2 separate regions of the Mus musculus genome follow, and region 1 is linked to region 2. A link is a loop called in an ENCODE intact Hi-C map of the cell type or tissue named here. Cell type or tissue: left cerebral cortex. All regions are shown on one strand. Each heading gives the region's core, and the rest is flanking DNA. Links, peaks and the distances in the headings are about the cores only.

The links. Peaks named below come from ENCODE experiments on the same cell type or tissue, not always from the same donor. Only the 100,000 strongest peaks of a DNase experiment are listed, where the experiment ranks them.
Region 1: a loop joins it to region 2, with 6 times the contacts of the local background. A loop is called at or near these places in 2 of 42 quality-filtered maps.

Annotation. Positions count from the first base shown.
Region 1 is chr15:18,060,400-18,068,734 of GRCm38, reverse strand. It overlaps Gm41277 (a long non-coding RNA gene), which reads left to right and starts at 4,652. Exons shown (of 4, transcript XR_875054.1): 1 at 4,652-4,756; 2 at 6,773-6,992; 3 at 7,660-7,954. In left cerebral cortex, for the core only: no CTCF peak of the experiment used is centred there; DNase peaks (open chromatin) are centred at 3,023 and 3,381; H3K27ac peaks cover 1,497 bases.
Region 2 is chr15:18,815,032-18,823,366 of GRCm38, reverse strand. It overlaps Cdh10 (cadherin 10), which reads right to left and starts at 4,420. Exons shown (of 12, transcript NM_001316758.1): 1 at 4,280-4,420. C030047K22Rik (a long non-coding RNA gene) reads left to right here and starts at 4,409. Exons shown (of 4, transcript XR_383849.4): 1 at 4,409-4,786. In left cerebral cortex, for the core only: a CTCF peak has its summit at 1,811 (motif pointing left); DNase peaks (open chromatin) are centred at 2,946, 3,530, 3,806, 4,667 and 4 more places; H3K4me3 peaks cover 5,081 bases; H3K27ac peaks cover 4,435 bases.

The sequences.
Region 1 (8,335 bases), core at 103-8,102, 750 kb after region 2:
AAAAGACAGTGTTTTTGTGTCCTGTCCTCCTTTAATTTTATAATAAAGGAGAAATCAGTTTATGAAAAATATTAATATGCCAATTCATTGATTTCCACAGATTGTTGGTTGTCTAATTTGATTTATGGTTCTCACTGTTGCATAGGAGTAGACATTTTATCCTCCTGCTATAGGCTCCCAAGTAGATAACAGATGCGATTCACCAAGTTTGATTATGTTTCAAAAGTCTGAATGTGATTTTTAAATCAATGCTGTTGGTGATGAAGATTTCTATAATATTTCTCAACATTGTATTGTATTGCTATCAATAATCTATTTTATTTATAAAATAATAATAATCTAACTTTTCTTATTCATCAACTTTTAACAAAGCCGTCTATGTTGTCTATATTTAATATATGTACCAAAGCTTGGGATTGTGCACGCACAAAGATTTACCATGATGATACACCATTCACCAAATAAGGAAACACAAAACACGATGCACTACACTTGAAGATGAAGAGACCTGCTCATCTTTATTACATGGGTTTTACTTATCTGAGACCCCATAATCATGTTTTGGCTGCTAATAACATGATCTGCATTCACGCTGGAAAAGCCTAAGAAACACAGTTAGTTCTATCACAGGACTGTTTCTTTTTTCTTTTCTTTTACTTTCTTTTTCTCTTTTGTTTTGTTTTGTTTTGTTTTCTTTTTTTTTTTTTTAGAGGGGGTGTGTTTTGAGGCAGGGTTTCCCTTTTTAACCTGGGCTGTCCTGGAACTCAGTCTGTAAACCAGGCAGGACTCGAACTTAGAAATCCACCTGCCTCTGCCTCCCAAGTGCTGGGATTAAAGGCATGTTCACCACTGCCTGGCTTTCTTTCATTTAATTTTTTAATCAGAAAAAAAAAAGTCTAATGTCTTTGTGTAGAAATCTCCTCCTCTTTAACAGTAACTGTGATCTATGATTGAAATGTAACTATGTTAAAAAAATGAAGAAGTGAGTAGTAGCTGTAACTAGTTTGGAAATCTGAAGAGGAATAAATTTGGAAATAGGTATCAAAACAAATGACCCCAGTGTTTCTTATGTGGACATAGATTCTACAATGTCTATTGTAAAGTTTTATAATCATGGATATCTTTATAGTCTAGACCGGGGCCTACCAAACACATAAGTGGATGCTCACAGTCAGCTATTGGATGGATCACAGGGCCCCCAATGGAGGAGCTAGAGAAAGCATCCAAGGAGCTAAAGAGATCTGCAACCCTGTAGGTGCAGCAACATTATGAACTAACCAGTACCCCGTAGCTCTTGACTCTAGCTGCATATGTATCAAAAGATGGCCTAGTTGGCCATCACTGGAAAGAGAGGCCCATTGGACACGCAAACTTTATATGCCCCATTCCAGGGGAACTCCAGGGCCAAAATGTGGGAATGGGTGGGTTGGGTAGTGGGGGGGGGTGGTATGGGGCACTTTTGGGATAGCATTGGAAATGTAATTGAGGAAAATATGTAATAAAAAATGAAAAAAAAAAACCTTTTTGTGTAATATATTGATTTTCTGCCATAAAATTGAATAAAAGTTATAGAAGCGTCATGGATCAACCCATTCATTAAATCTGAAAAGTAAAGATTCTCATATTGCATACATATATTTATAGGAAGATAGAGGACAAGATGAGCAAAGGTTCTATTATTTCATATTAAACATCTTACTTGCTTTAATTAAAAATAAAACTGACATTTCAGCTGTTTGTTGTGCCTCTGAGAGGCCAGCTATGCTAGGGTCCTGTCTGCAAGTGCTCCATGGCCCCATTAAGTGTCAGGGCCCTGGGCCTCCCCTTGAGTTGCCTGTCTCTGGAGATCCTTTCTCTCATGCTCTTCTCCATTTTTGTCCCTGCAGTTCTTTCAGATAGGAAAAATTCTGGGTCAGAGCTTTTGACTACGGGATGGCAAACCCATCCCTTAGCTTGATGTCCTGTTCCTCCACTGGATGTGGACTCTACAAGTTCCCCACTCCCCACTGTAGAGCACTTCATCCAAGGTCCCTCCCTTTGAGGCCTGAGAGTCTCTCACCTTCCAGGCCTCCAGTACATTCTACTTTATAACCATAAAAATATACACTCATCTGACTCTTTCAGCTGCTTGTTGGCCCAGGAAGCAGATGAAAGAGTCAGATGTAGATATTTACACCCAACCAATGCACAGAAGCTGGAGATCACTCTGGTTAAATTTTGTTAAATTGGGGAAAAGCTAGAAGCTGTGGAGAAGGGCCACCCCATTGGAAGACCAGCAGTATCAACTAACCTGGACCTTCAAGATCTCTCAGACACTGTGTCCCCAAACAAGTAGCATACACTAGCTGATATGAGGCTCCAACACATATACAGCAGAGGACTGCTTGATCTGGCCTTAGTAAAAGAAGATGCACCTAACTCTCAAGAGACGTGAGCACCAGGGAGTGGGGAGGTCTGGTGGGGGGTAGGGTGCAGAAGGAGGTTTGAGATAAGAAACAGTCAGAGTGCAGATCAGGAAGGTAATAAAGACTGGACAAAACATGTTTTGGTGTCCTTGTTTCTAAATGAGTTCTTCTCTTTAAATACCAAAATTTTTAAACCCTAATCTCTGAAACCCTTGATACATGTATGTGGTTTGTAGTTTGTCTACCTCATTTGCATGTGTAAGTCATTTCAGTTGATAAATTTTAAAATAATACAAAAGTTAATTGATAGACGCCCAAAGGAAACATTTAAAAATTTTACCATTTTGAAAGAGTAATTGACAGTTTTTTAAACAGTTTTTCTTTTTCAGATGAGTTCTAAACCTCACAGCATATGGTAATTGGTTTGTCTAGAAATGATTTTTAAAATATGCACTTTTGTAAAAAAAAAGTGTAACTTCTTGAGCTGTCTGTCATTTTAAATAAATTCACACTTTTCAAGCATTTTTGTTTCCACCTACTGCATCTAATTATGGAGCTTGCCCCCTTGTCTACATTTAATAGTCTGAGGCGGCACTTCTATAGAGAATGTGATGTTTCCTGTAGGCAACTGGTCCAGCTAACAGCTTTTCTAATGTGCCTTCTTCAGCAGTGCAGACTTCACTTGCAGTGTGAGCTCCTATATTTCTATCACCTTCTTCTCTGACTTTGATCGCAAATGATATGATCCAAGTGTTCAACTTTTACAAAAGGCAGAATTTCAGACATCTTAACCTAAAGAATACCGCCCAGATAACTTTTGCATTTTATAAAGTAACAAAAACATAGAGACAAACAGCTTCAATTGGAATCAAAGCTATTACATAAAAGTTAATGACTTGAATGCTAATTCACATCAGCTTGTTAAGAAAAGATATTTTAAAAGATATGTTTAAAATTATAGCCAAGCAGAAGGATCCCAAAGATAAAAATTGGAAGAAATCTCTTCCGTTTGTGGAAGCCTTGGAAGCGCCTCGTACAAGCACATTTTTGTCTTAGTTTTAGGAAGCACAATGTTGTTTTTCAAAATTATGCTGAGACTTGCTGAGATCTTTTGCTGAGCAAATATTTTTGTTCTGTAGGTTTTTCTTAATCTGAAAATTAATAGTCACGAAATAGCAACATATCTTTTAAAAAGGGAACAGAATAACAAATTTCACAGCAGTTTGGAGGATATAAGATAAAACTAATTAAAGGTGATGATTCAAGTGACTGGAGTAAATACTAAAATAAAACATGGAGAAGTTTGTGTCATCTTTGAGGGTTTTTATTTTTTTCACTTTCCCACTGCTTAATTTTAAACTTCTGTTTAACAAGACGTATTTTGTAACTTTAAAAAGATAAAACTTTGATTTAAAAACTGCTATCTATTTGTCCTAGCAAAAGGTTCACAGCCATCAGAATTTAACCTTAGTTAAATAGGGATGATTAGTAATGAGCTACGTATAATTACAGAAATTTTTCTTGTATATATTTTAGTTCAGATTTTATAAATATTCCCATTTCTCTCTTTCTATTTTGTGTACATATTTCTTGTTAAAGTAATTGCGTTTATGGTTTTTTAAGGATGTTCCAGTGTGTCCTCAAGTTCGGGTTAATGCTTGTTCGTGCTATATAGGCCTAATTACTGCAAAACTTAAAATGCAATAAAGTGAGGGCAAAACCTACAATTTTCTGTGAGTATAAGCATCCATGTTTATGCATTGTGTCTAGGGCTTCTTCTTGTTTAGTAAATTGGAGATTGTAGCTTTTTCCCCAGTAACCATGATTTCACTAGCACTGAATATTTAGCAAGATTTTCAGTACCACACAAGGATTCCATCTTGATGACTGGGTCTAAAATCCAATAGAGAACCTTTGGTCATTGTCAGGACATTAAATGACTCATCATAATAGAGACCACTACAGAAAACCACAGCCAACCAATTTTCAGAGGTATGAAACCCAGCCCCAACGGATACATCTGTAAAACACTCCTCCTATACATTAGGCCCAGGGAACTTTATGAATGAGTTTGTAGAAAAACTTTTAACAGTCAGAGCATTGAGGGAATTTTCTGTGAGATTGTGTATCTTAGCAACAGCAAAACAACCACACCCTTAAAAATCTCACCATTATGACTGCCCAATAATGGCATGGCAAACTGAACACACAAAGGCCCACAAGGTCTCAAACATCTCAAAGAACTATAGGCAACTGAGGGAAGCTGGAGTGGAAAAGGTGGTCTACTCCAGGGACAAGCACACAATTGGCTGTCCAGTGCCAGATAAGCATCCCTGAAAACAGATACACAAGTAACTTTGTATAGACTGAATTGGTTATATGTAAGATTTTGTGTTTATTCATATTCATATATGTGCCAAATAAAATTATTAGGAAAAAATGGTCAAGTATTTCAGGGTGATCAGGGAAGGCAATCTAAGAGTGTTTAGATGAATGGAAAATTTTGTCATTATATTATGTTCTAAAAGATTAAAAAAATAAAATACTTGAAATCCGATTTTGCTCACATCGAACACATTTCTAAGATTCTATAATTCTGCATGTTAGTGATCTTTACAGAAATCAAACACCCTAGTTTCTTGCAATTTAATGAGTTTGTCTTGAATATCATGCTTTCCTTTACTGGTGAGAAGAAAGTGTCACAGTTTTCAGGAACATAACTGCACAGAATCTGAAATGGAAATTTGACTCTTTTTATTAAGTAAAGTATCACTTTATAAGACACTTGGATGACTTATGATCATGACAAATACCTCAGAATATATCATGTAATGATACTTAATACAATCATTTGGCAAAATAAGATTCTTACATGACTACATTAGATGTGACTCTGCATTCATTTACTGGAATTGAGAGATTGACTTCCAAAATCCCATGTTATACAGAATGAAAGAGCAGATGTTATAACATACTGGAATCAGGAGACTAGAACCAGTATAAAAATAAAAGTAGATAGGGCTCAAGATCTTGCATTTTGGGGCTGGAGAGATGGCTCAGTGGTTAAAAGCACTGACTGCTCTTCCAGAGGTCCTGAGCTTAATTCTCAGCCAGGCAGTGTTGGTGCATGCCTTTAATTCCAGCACTTGGGAGACAGATGCAGGTGGGTTTCTGAGTTTGAGGCCAGCCTGGTCTACAGAGTGAGTTTCAGGACAGCCAGGGCTATACAGAGAAATCATGTCTCAAAAAACAAACAAAATACAAAACAAAACAAAATCTTGTATTTTTAAGAGAAGATATATGGAGTGTTCTCATGTGTAGAGAATATGTATAGGTTTCGGTTGTGCATTGATGTCATTTTCCGTCACTTTAGTCCTTATATATTGAAGCAATGTCTTTCATTTAAACTGAGAGTTCACAACTGGACTAGTCTAGCCAGAAGGCTAGATCAAGCTCTAGCTATATCAACTAACTCTACTTACCTGTTGCTAGGATATCTACCAGCCTTACCTGAGGATTTGGTGTCTGAACTCTGATTCTCATGCTTTTGTGAAAAGCCGTTTATGAAGTGAGATTCATCTCCTACACCATATTCTCTTAAGTGATATTTTAGATAACCTTTCTAACAGATTGTTTTTTTTTTCCCATTGTATTTTGATATTTTAAAGTATAGTGCTATAATTGCCTGGTATTTTGCTTTTCTTTTAATTTAAAAAAAATGGCTTTGAGGTTATTACAGTGTGCCACATGTTCAGGTGAGATAGTTTTTCATTGTTTTAAATTGCCTCCGTGAGAGTTTTAAATCTGTAGACTTTTTGTTTTTGTTCATTTTGAATAATAACTGCAATTATTTCTAAAAATGATTTTACCTTCAGACATTGCTAGTCTACAGAAGTTATCATTTTATGATTAATTTCAGGCATTTCTAAATTCTTTTTGTAACACTGTACTAGTTAATTGATTCCCTCAGAGCTATCATCACACTCATAATGTATTTTTCAGAAATGCCCTATTATAAAGGCTGTTAGCCAAATTTTCATTTTTGGTATTTCTCCGTAATCTTCATTCCTATTTGTTTTACATTAATGGCATTCTTCCCAACATGGTAGTTTATTGATTCAGAATGTTACACACTGTATCGAAGTTATACTCACTTTCCATCCCTCTCAGGTCCACCATGCCATTTTTTGTGCCTTCTGTACCAAAGACGATACACCAAGTACAATTTATGTTACTAATATACTCATTTGAGCATGCTCAATCCCCCAGTGAGTAAGCTTAAAGTTAACTCTGTCTTTTGTATCACCCATGACAGAAGCCATAAACTGTGAACATATACCCTTTATTTTTTTTTTTTCATTCTCAAGTACGAGTCTGGAGTTATTGATACCTCTGTCATAGAAGCTTTCCTGCTCATAGCAGTAAGATCATGGACATCCACATGACTTCTGGCTGCATCATGAAACCTCAACATGGTCCCCAGTGGCAGCATGGACCATGAACCTCCTTCGGCTTATCTTCTTTAAAAACCTACTTTAATAAGGGTTCTTAAACTCTTCAACCTCTCTTATAGCCAACTCTCCAAAGGTAAGGGAGGAAGATGGCTAATAGGACTAGGGGGCAAATGGATCTGTTTAGAAGTAGTTCTTTGGGGGCAATTTCAATCTCTGTTGTTAACACTATAGTCTACTAGAAAAAGAGCAAACATGAGTCAGCAGCAGCACATGCTTGATCCAAAAAAAAAAAAAAAAAACTTGAGGTTCTGCCAATCAGCACAAATGTGCTGAAGAGGCAAGGTGTAGCTGCAATACCAACAAAAGTTCTTTGATATATTTCTCTCTAAAAAAAATCACAAGTAAAGACCAGAATAAACGAAGCCCAACAAGGACTAGTGTACTTGCTATTTGTGTGTCAGCTTGACATGAGCTGGAGTTATCATAGAGAAAGGAGACTCCCTCAGGAAATCCTCAATGAGATCCAGCTCTAAGGCATTTCATCAATTAGTTATCAAGGGTAGGAGAGCCCATTGTGGGTGGAACCATCCCTGGGCTTGTAGTCCTGGGTTCTATAAGAAAGTAAGTTTAGAAAGCCAGTAATTAACATCCCTCCATGGCCTCTGTATCAGCTCCTGCCTCCAGGTTCCTTCTGTGTGAGTTCCTGTCCTGACTTCCTTTGGTAAAGAATTGCAATATGAAAGCATAAGTTGAATGTCCTTTTCTCCCCACCTTGCTTCTTGGTCATGATGTTTGTGCAGGAATAGAAACCCTGACTAATACAACTAGCAAGGAGGATTAGTGCCAGAGCATCATCCAATATTTATTCAATTCAACTATTTCCAAGTATCATGTGTCCTCCCAAGCATCCGCTACAGAAAAACATCACATCCTCTTCCACCAGACCATTTCCAGAAAACCACCATGTGTCTACTTCATCAAAACATCTTCTCATAAGACACTTTCCAGAAAAACATCGCATGATGCGTTTTTAATGAAACCAGCCATTCCCACTTCAGATCTCATTTTGGACCTCAAAAGCACAGATGTCTTATTGTAAGTAGCCTTGTATGTTTGGGCAATGTTTAATTTAAAACCTTTCTAATCATTATTGTTTATTTCAATTGATGGAATACAAAATGTGTTATTACTGGAATTAAATGTGTACATAGCATAATGGTTAGAGTTCTGAGTCTGTAAAAATCAAGTACTCTCTTCATCTAATTAAAACCAACCAAGTTACTTCTTCAATCTAGAATGACATTTGAGCAGAAAATAGTATATATAAAAGACCAAAAAACAAACAAAAAATCCACTGGCAATATAAATTTAACACTGAAGTGTTAGCTATTGTGATAATTTGAGTGAAATAAATCATGGGAATACAAATATCAAAAGAAAAGTTCAAAGTATCCTTATTTGCAAGTAATATGATAT
Region 2 (8,335 bases), core at 138-8,137:
GGGAAGAAGAAAGAGGAGGGAAATGTTCTGCTAAATCTATGAAGACCAGCAATGCTCTGAAGTGTTTAGACTTGTCATCTACTGCTGAGTTTCCTGTTGAGAGACAAGGCTGTACTGCATCTTCCAGCCTACTGCTGCATCCTTTCCTGAAGCCTGAAATGTCCTTTAATGTTCATGTATAAAGACAGGCTAGAGATGCTGCTTTCTAAAATACATACATACATACATACATACATACATACATACATACATACATACATACAACTGAGCACTGAAATCACATGATGGTAAAGTGCTTTCCAGTGTTACTAACAAACTCCATCTCTAACCTGCAAACGATTCCCACAGGAAGGCATCTCACCCTCCCACAAGCAGGCATTATTTCTCAGGAACCTACCCCCTGAAATGATGTGGGCTAGGGTTTGACTGTCCTCCCTCATATTCAATGCACTGTTTTCTCTTTTTAAAATTCTGCTTCCCGAACAGTTAAGGCTTTAACAAAATGTACTTTGTAATAGAGAGGTTGATACATCACTCATTCAGCTACAGAGGAACAGCACAAAAGTCTGAAGGAATCTGTGAGAATAAATGACTTTCAAGATTAAAAACAAAATTACACAGAAGCCAGTCTTTCTCTGAGAAGTTGCACTGGTAATAAACAATGAGGCAAAGTTGTATTAAGAAATTACGTTTAAGAGCTGCCTGATTAATACTAACATCTCACTATTGGAACTTCCACAGAATTCTGTGGCTTTCAAGTGACAGACCTGATTCTTCTACTCTGTGTGGGTGAGGGTTAGCTGGACTGAACGGTGTCAGGAAAGGCTTGGCAAAAGCAGTATGTCCCTTCTGCCTCAGGCACCCACCCTTCGAGGAAAGACAACTGATTTGGAAAGGCTCAAGGTCTCAGAGCAAAATGTCAAGTAAAGAGTGAATGGAATCTATCAGAGTCAGAAATGAGGACCAGGGTGACCCCTAAGCAGACATCACCATCATAGAAACAGGAACTGCTTGTTGACAGAAATACAAAATCAAACAAACAAGCAAAAACAACAACAACAAAAAACCCCTGAGCATAATTTATTAATTTTAAAAGCAATAAATTATTAGAAGTACATTCTGTGAACATGACCCAAGTGCTGTCCAGACAAACACAGAGAGATATTTCCGTCCTATATAGTGCAGGTTATTGTCTAGATGAAGTCACTGTCTTGACTGTTGTGTAAATCAATATAGAGTTTCCTATGTCAACTTTCAATTTTGTATTTTTAATAATCTTTCTCTTATTCACTTTTTCACAATAGTCACTCTACGTGGTACTTGAAGCAATATTTGTCAACTTCATCACTGTGAGAACCAATAGGTAATCCTTCTTGTTTTTGAACTTCAGTCCACTTTGTTACAATCAAACGCACATTTGCTCTTTATGAGAAACGACGTTTTTTGACAATATTGTAAATTAATCACAAAGCAGTTAGCAAAATTAAGATAGAAACTGAGAAATAAAATAGTTTAAATAAACCACCTATAATTGCCAATTTAAAAAAAAAAGTATTTCTGTTTCTCTATTTGTACTTCCTACTATTCTGTAGCTACTTGTAATGTGACATCAGCAGGGTGTGATGTGTATGGTACAAATATTGCTCTGGAAGACCGAGGTCTAGACAAGGGAAGCTGAGTTTATACCGTTGATCTGTATCAATTGCCTCCTGTACCTTCTGAAGACTCCTAAGAACACTTAGCATGCTTCACAGCTGCTGAATCAGCATGCTCAGTCCAACGCTGTGCCTGTGCTGCCGCCTAGTGGAGACATGTGGTATAAAATGACATACTCCGGGAGGATGTGGTGTCGGATCTCCTACTGCAAAGTAGGTTAAGAGACACAGGAAACAGCTATGTGACAAGAAATCTGCCAGATCTGTACACTTTGCCGTCTCTATTTGTGTATATGAGAAAGCAGGTAATAATCAAAAACTTCACCTTTTAGTCCGGTCAGGATTCACGTCTTTCACAACCTTTGCACTGTCACGTATTACAGTCCTAGCTAGGGAAACTATTTATTTATTTATTTATTTATTTATTTATTTATTTATTTATATGTTTCTCATATTCCATGAACTCCCTTAATAATGTGCCAGGTTGCCAGAGCTGTATATCTTTCTAGACAGAAAATCTTTTTTTTTTTTTTTTTCACCAAGAATATCTCAGTGTAGATTTTTAAAAAAAATTCTCACAGTAAAGCTCTGCATCCCAAGTGCACACAGCATAGTGCCTCTTAGTGAACAGTGATTTTTTTTTTTTATAAAGATCAAAGCGCCTCACCTGGAGCATTAATCAAGCACCTGGTAATTTAACCATTAATTTCATCTATGCAGAGGTAGATTGGTTCACACAGTTTCCATTTGGTTTTCTCAATTCCCTAACCGCCCCCCCCCCAACCACACACACATACACACTCCCCAACCCCCCAACATCACAATGTATGTCATTCCATTCTTTGGAGTCAGAGAAATGTAATCAGCTCTGAAGTCAATTTGTTAACAGTGAGTATTTGAAACCAAAGAAGTGTCTGGTTTAAGGCAGGCAGACAGTGAGTCAGACTTTAAAAACATAGTCAAAAAAAAAAAAAAAAAAAAAAGTAACAGCAAAAGGAAGCAATCCTTTACCTTTTTACCCTTGGGATGTTTTGCAATTGATGTTCCCCTCGGCCACATACACAGGCTGTGCACATCTGCTCACTTTTTCAATCCATTCACTCCTCTCTGGCCAAATAAACCAGTATTTCCTCTTGCTCTGCACACGGAATACATATGTGCCCCATTTACCAGCCCAGGGAGCAGATTACCCATGCAACTTATCATGTGCCCATCTCTCTAGAACACGGGCTCTCTCTTCCTTTCCCTTCCTCTCTGTAACTAAAAATGAACATGCAGCTCTGTCAATGACATAATGTTTTCATGAAAGTTCCACTAATTAAAAATCCTCACCATACCAGACCTAAAAAATGAGCACCCTCTTGCCAAGTGTTATTCACCACAGTGAAGCTCTTGTAACTACGTTTTAAAAGAAAGGCAGGGGGGGGTGTTGAGAAGGGAGAGAGTCTCCTAACATATGCATTGAAGTATAACAGTTGTCAGCATCACAGGGACAGATTATTTTTAAAATAGATCTTACAAGAGAAAAAAAAATTAGATATATTTTTTTAAAGGAAGCATCTCCAAAGAGTAGCAATGCATGTGCCGCTTTGGATAATAGGAGCTTTTACTGGAATGAAGGACCACAATTGTAGGAAATAGATCGGCTTTCCTTTTTTTTTTTCTTTTTTCTTTTTGAAAGCAAGAGATGATAGGTCAGTTTTAAATGTTTGTCTTTGATTATACCTATAGCCTCTCCCCTGTACATGGGAAAGAGGTACTTGGTTTTTATTGTGGTGGCATGGAAACATTTGCCGACTACTGCTTTGGCCCATACTTACAGTGCTATAATAGTTACTTGTTGAGGACATCCATTTAGACATGCCAACATGCTGCATTAATTTAACACCACATAAAATATGGATTTTATTGCAGCAGAGACAATAAATGCTGCAACTGCTGACTGCATGCATTTAATCCCCCCCCCCTTTTAAATTTTACCCCCTGATACTTCCTACTCATACAAAAGGTGAGCATAGGAATTATATCCATCCTGTTTCTGATGAATGTCAATCGACTGTCTTCCTGTAGATGTGACCACTCACAGCTTCAAGGCATCTGTCCTCTGGCTGTCATTTCTCTCTATACTGAATGCATAACGAACTATGACCAGGGATAAGTGAGGAGTGAACCCGTTCATATGGAATGCAAAGTAATGTTAGCTGAAGCTAGAGTTCACAGCAAACAGTGCTACCTGCTAAGCTGCTATCCGAGACAGAGGTAAACAGGAACGAGCAAGACTAATGACACTCCGTAAACATTTTCAGCAATTGTTCAGAATGAATGAATTCGAAAACTCCACTAGCAAGACCCCACACTGTTGAACATAATAGATTATTTATCCGGCTTCCCATTACCTACATGGAAAGCAGTTGTTCCTGGAAACTCATCAGAAAGAGTTGCATGCTCATTTGTTTACTGAAAGGTAAGGATTTTTAGAATAATTGCGCATATAACTTAAAAAAATAAAAATAAAAAATAAAAAAAGAGGCAAGAACATACCTACCCCATATGTCCACCCCCAGCAAGGGAAGAAATGGCAAGACCTTACAGCAGTTAAAAGACAAGAGGTGAATTCCTCCTACCTTGTTTCATCAGCTTCTGGAAAACGGAAGTTGGTTCCAGCCAAATAACCCTGAAGAGCCTGTCCCCCTGTCCCCCTTTCTGTTTGTTTTCTGCTGTTATTTTTCTCTCCCTGATTCTACTTCGGTCTAACTCAAGCTTTCTCTCAGCGTCACTTTTAACTCTGGACGGCAGGGAACCAAAGAAAGCGGGGAGGGGGGAGCGAACTCTCCCTCTCTCTCTCTCTCTCTCTCTCTGATTGGCTTTCATTCAGTGGTTCTGATTAAGGAAGGGGGGGGGGGAAGAAAGGAAAGGGTGGGGGGAAAGCCGTTCCTCACACGGAGAGAAAGGTTCTGCTGATGGAGCTGCAGCACTCGCCATGGGAAGGTTAGAGACTGGAAGTGCCGGCTCCTGCCAGCACACAGCGATTTGCAAGTGAATGCGAGGGAGGGAGCATCCGAGAGGAGGGCTGCGCATGAAAGGCGTCCCCTCCCCCGCAGGGCAGAAAGACTCTCTGTTTCCAGCCTAAGGTAATCGGCCCCATCTAATCCGCCTGCGCCCCTAACACAATCCCAGAAACTCGGATTCTGCGACTGCTTCTAGCAATTAAAATTTAAAAAAAAAAGAAAAAGAAAAAAAGAAATTAAAAAAAAATTTACTTCTTTGCTTTTCTCTGGCACGGATATGCCTGCAGCATCCTTAGAACAGCCCGTCCAAACACAAATATTAGCGGAGCGCCAAGCAAAGGGCAATCAGACCAGGTATATTAACAACAGAGAATAATTGGTGTGGGTGGGGGCTGGCTTTAAACCTTTATTTTGAGGGCAAGTGAACTTTTTGGTTCTCCAAATACCTTTATTCCTTGTTTATTGTCATAAGGAGAACACACCTTCCTCTTCCTCATTTGAGAATGTCTCTGAGCAGTTCTGTCAGTTTAATCATACAAGCTATGCTCTCAGCCTGTGTCATTAATAATTTACATATATAATTAGTATCATTAAAATATTCAGATTTGGGAGTTGACACAATTTTTTTTTGCTTTTAAACTTTTTCTCATAAATGTATTTATGTCTAAAACAGCGTACAGTCTGATACCGATGCATCTGGATGGTTCCAGCTGCCCCTCAACCCGTTAATTGTCCTTTTCCCAATTCTTCTATCTCTACATTAAGTTTTCATCAACCAGAACCTAACCAAAGATGTCAGTATAGCTCCACACAATAGTTAACACCTTTACATTTTCTTGGCTACATGCATGTAGATTCCTTCTGAAAAAAAAAATGCTACCTATAAATAAATCTTATACATGTACATTATAAAAATATAAAATACAACAACAATTATGAAGATCATGTCAGGCAACTGTGATTAGAAAGCACAATAAGCTTACTGAGCTGTTAAGTACCTTTGCTAAAGGTATAAATACTAAGGTAAGAGTGGCAGCACCAGTCTACAGAACTCACCTCCCTCTTCCCTGCTACTGCTGGGGTAAGATGCCAAGAACCCAGAGAGGACACATTTGATAACTTACCAAGCAGGAGACACTTTACACACTCAAACTAACAACAACAGCAGCAACAACAACAGCAGACAGAAAACAAACAAACAAACAAACAGGAAGGCACTAATAGACGAGGAAGGCCAGAGACACTTTAAATTTCAAGGAAGATTTAATTTACCACAGGTTGTTCTATCACTTTAGCTCACAGTAAAAATCAAAAATCATTTTCACTCATTAAATGGTATCTATAGTAGGAAAGAACTAATTTTCCTCACATATAACCCTTGCAGAGTCTAAGATGAGAATACATGTACTGACCATGTAAAAGTTCAGCAAATGGGACTCTAACAGAAATAGCTACAGTCTTTGCCCACAAATTTTTCCTAAGTCCCTTGTCTTCATGGTCTATTAAGAATAAGTATTACATACTTCTTGGGAGGAGGGAGGCTGTATTTATATCACTCAGGTCACTGTTTACTTCCTATAATACTATGATTGATATATACATTGGCTTTTAAGAGAAATTTTAAAGGCATATATTCTTCTGTTCAATAACACAGCTTAAATAGATTTCATGACTGGTGCCTATTCTTGCAAGATGAAAAATTCTTTTACTGGATATATGTGTTGTATTTTATTTATTTTTCCTTAATACCAAAGGCTTGGATCCAAAGTGAAATAACATTTGGTTAATTATAATACATGCTCCAAACAACACATGACCAAGGGAGTTTTCTAAAAGAACCTTGACCCTCTCTTACATGGACTTTTGAATTGATAAGATGCCTTTGCCTCATGCAAATATCAGAAAATTTCATTCCATCCTGTCAACATATGTAAGGAACTGAACTCACATGATAGATGGTTCCACATTTACCTTCTGGAAGAGGAATCAAATGCAGAGAAAAGGTGCTGGGTCCTTGGAAAGTAAGGCCTAGGTATTCATATCACTTGTAAAATATTATTGACTAGAAAAGAAATACTGAGTGACAGATGTCCCTGGGAGGCATGGAGAGATAGTAATTACTCAGAAGGAAACAACAACCACAATATTTAACCATTGAAGCCATTGATATCACTATATATGAATACTATGATTAACATATAAAATTGGCTGTTCTAAGTTTCTAAAACAGAGTTGAATTGGACACAACTGTCACAGTCTTTGTCACATCTTTTGTCACATGATAGCCTATTAGAGTGTGGTTTTATAGAACAAAATTTCTATTATATTTCAAATTTAGAATAGCCTCCCAATGATACTCTGTTTTATGGCACTGTATAATACTTAGTTAACGATAACTAGATTCAAGAATTCTTAAGTTTAAGTAAGAGATGGGACGAGAAGGAAGAGATGGAGAGAAGAGAGAAAGGCAGAATAGATATAAGAATTGATCACATTCTATTAATGCCCTCCACAAAAAAGTGTTCACTTCTTTATTCCTCACATCTATATCTAAAACTGTAGTCAAAATGGTTGCGCGCCCTAGCAATCAAAACTAGAGAAAAGAATACCTGCTGCCTAAAAAGTAAAGCCTTTGGTGCTTTGTTCTATTAAACAGTACTATTTTCCAGTTCGTTATTTTATGCTAAACATGATGTAGCCTGAAATTTTGGAAGATGCTCTGTTTGCAGATTTCCTGGTAAACTGTCAAGGAGTGAGTCCCGGATATATGAAACAAACGGATGGAAATACAGAGGTGCAGCTAGCTCTCTGAGCAAGGGAGGAATGAGCAAGTACCTCCTGAACAGGTCTATGTGTGTTAGAACTCACGTGCACTGAGAGCCAATTACACCTCATGGAAATTTAACATGTATATTTCCAAATACATGCTTATAACAAAATTCAAGTGACACAGAACATAACTTATAATTATAACACACTAAAACATCAAAAGTATCCTCAATCATTGTTACAGTAATGGTTAATTATATTTTAATAATAATTATAGTAATAATAATGTGTGAAGGCTGACAACTTGTTACAAAAATCTAAAGAGTCATTACATGAAAATCAATCAAATAAAGCAAACTTCCAATCCAAATGTCTAAGAAATTGCCAAGTTGTTGTAAACAGTAATCCTTATTCTTTAAGGTGCACTGACCTAACTGTGAACAAATAAATAAATAATAATAAACGACATCAAAGCTTCTACTCCAGGCAGTCTCCGTTTCTTTGGCTGCTCTGAGAGATAATGCCAATTTCCACTTCCAGTTTCTCTCTGTGGTTATCCGGTGTGTGGTTATGAGTGTCCACATTACTCCATCCTCCTGAAATATTTTGGCATCAAATATAATGTGTCTGAGACATTTTTTCCCCCTAATTCCTTTCTACTTGGCCTTTCAGGATAGTAGAGTTTGGGAAAAGTTAAACTTGTATTTTCATTATAGGTAACATTCACAACAGGGGTGGGAAGGATTATGTTGCAGGTCTTCATATGACCAGTTTATTGTCAAACAGATACTAATGCGAATGAGGAGCAAGACACATATGTAAGATACTTGCATTGTTCTCAGACACTCAGTAGAGGAGGCATAATTTTATGTTCACTAGTCGGGAGCCAATAAAACAAGCCAT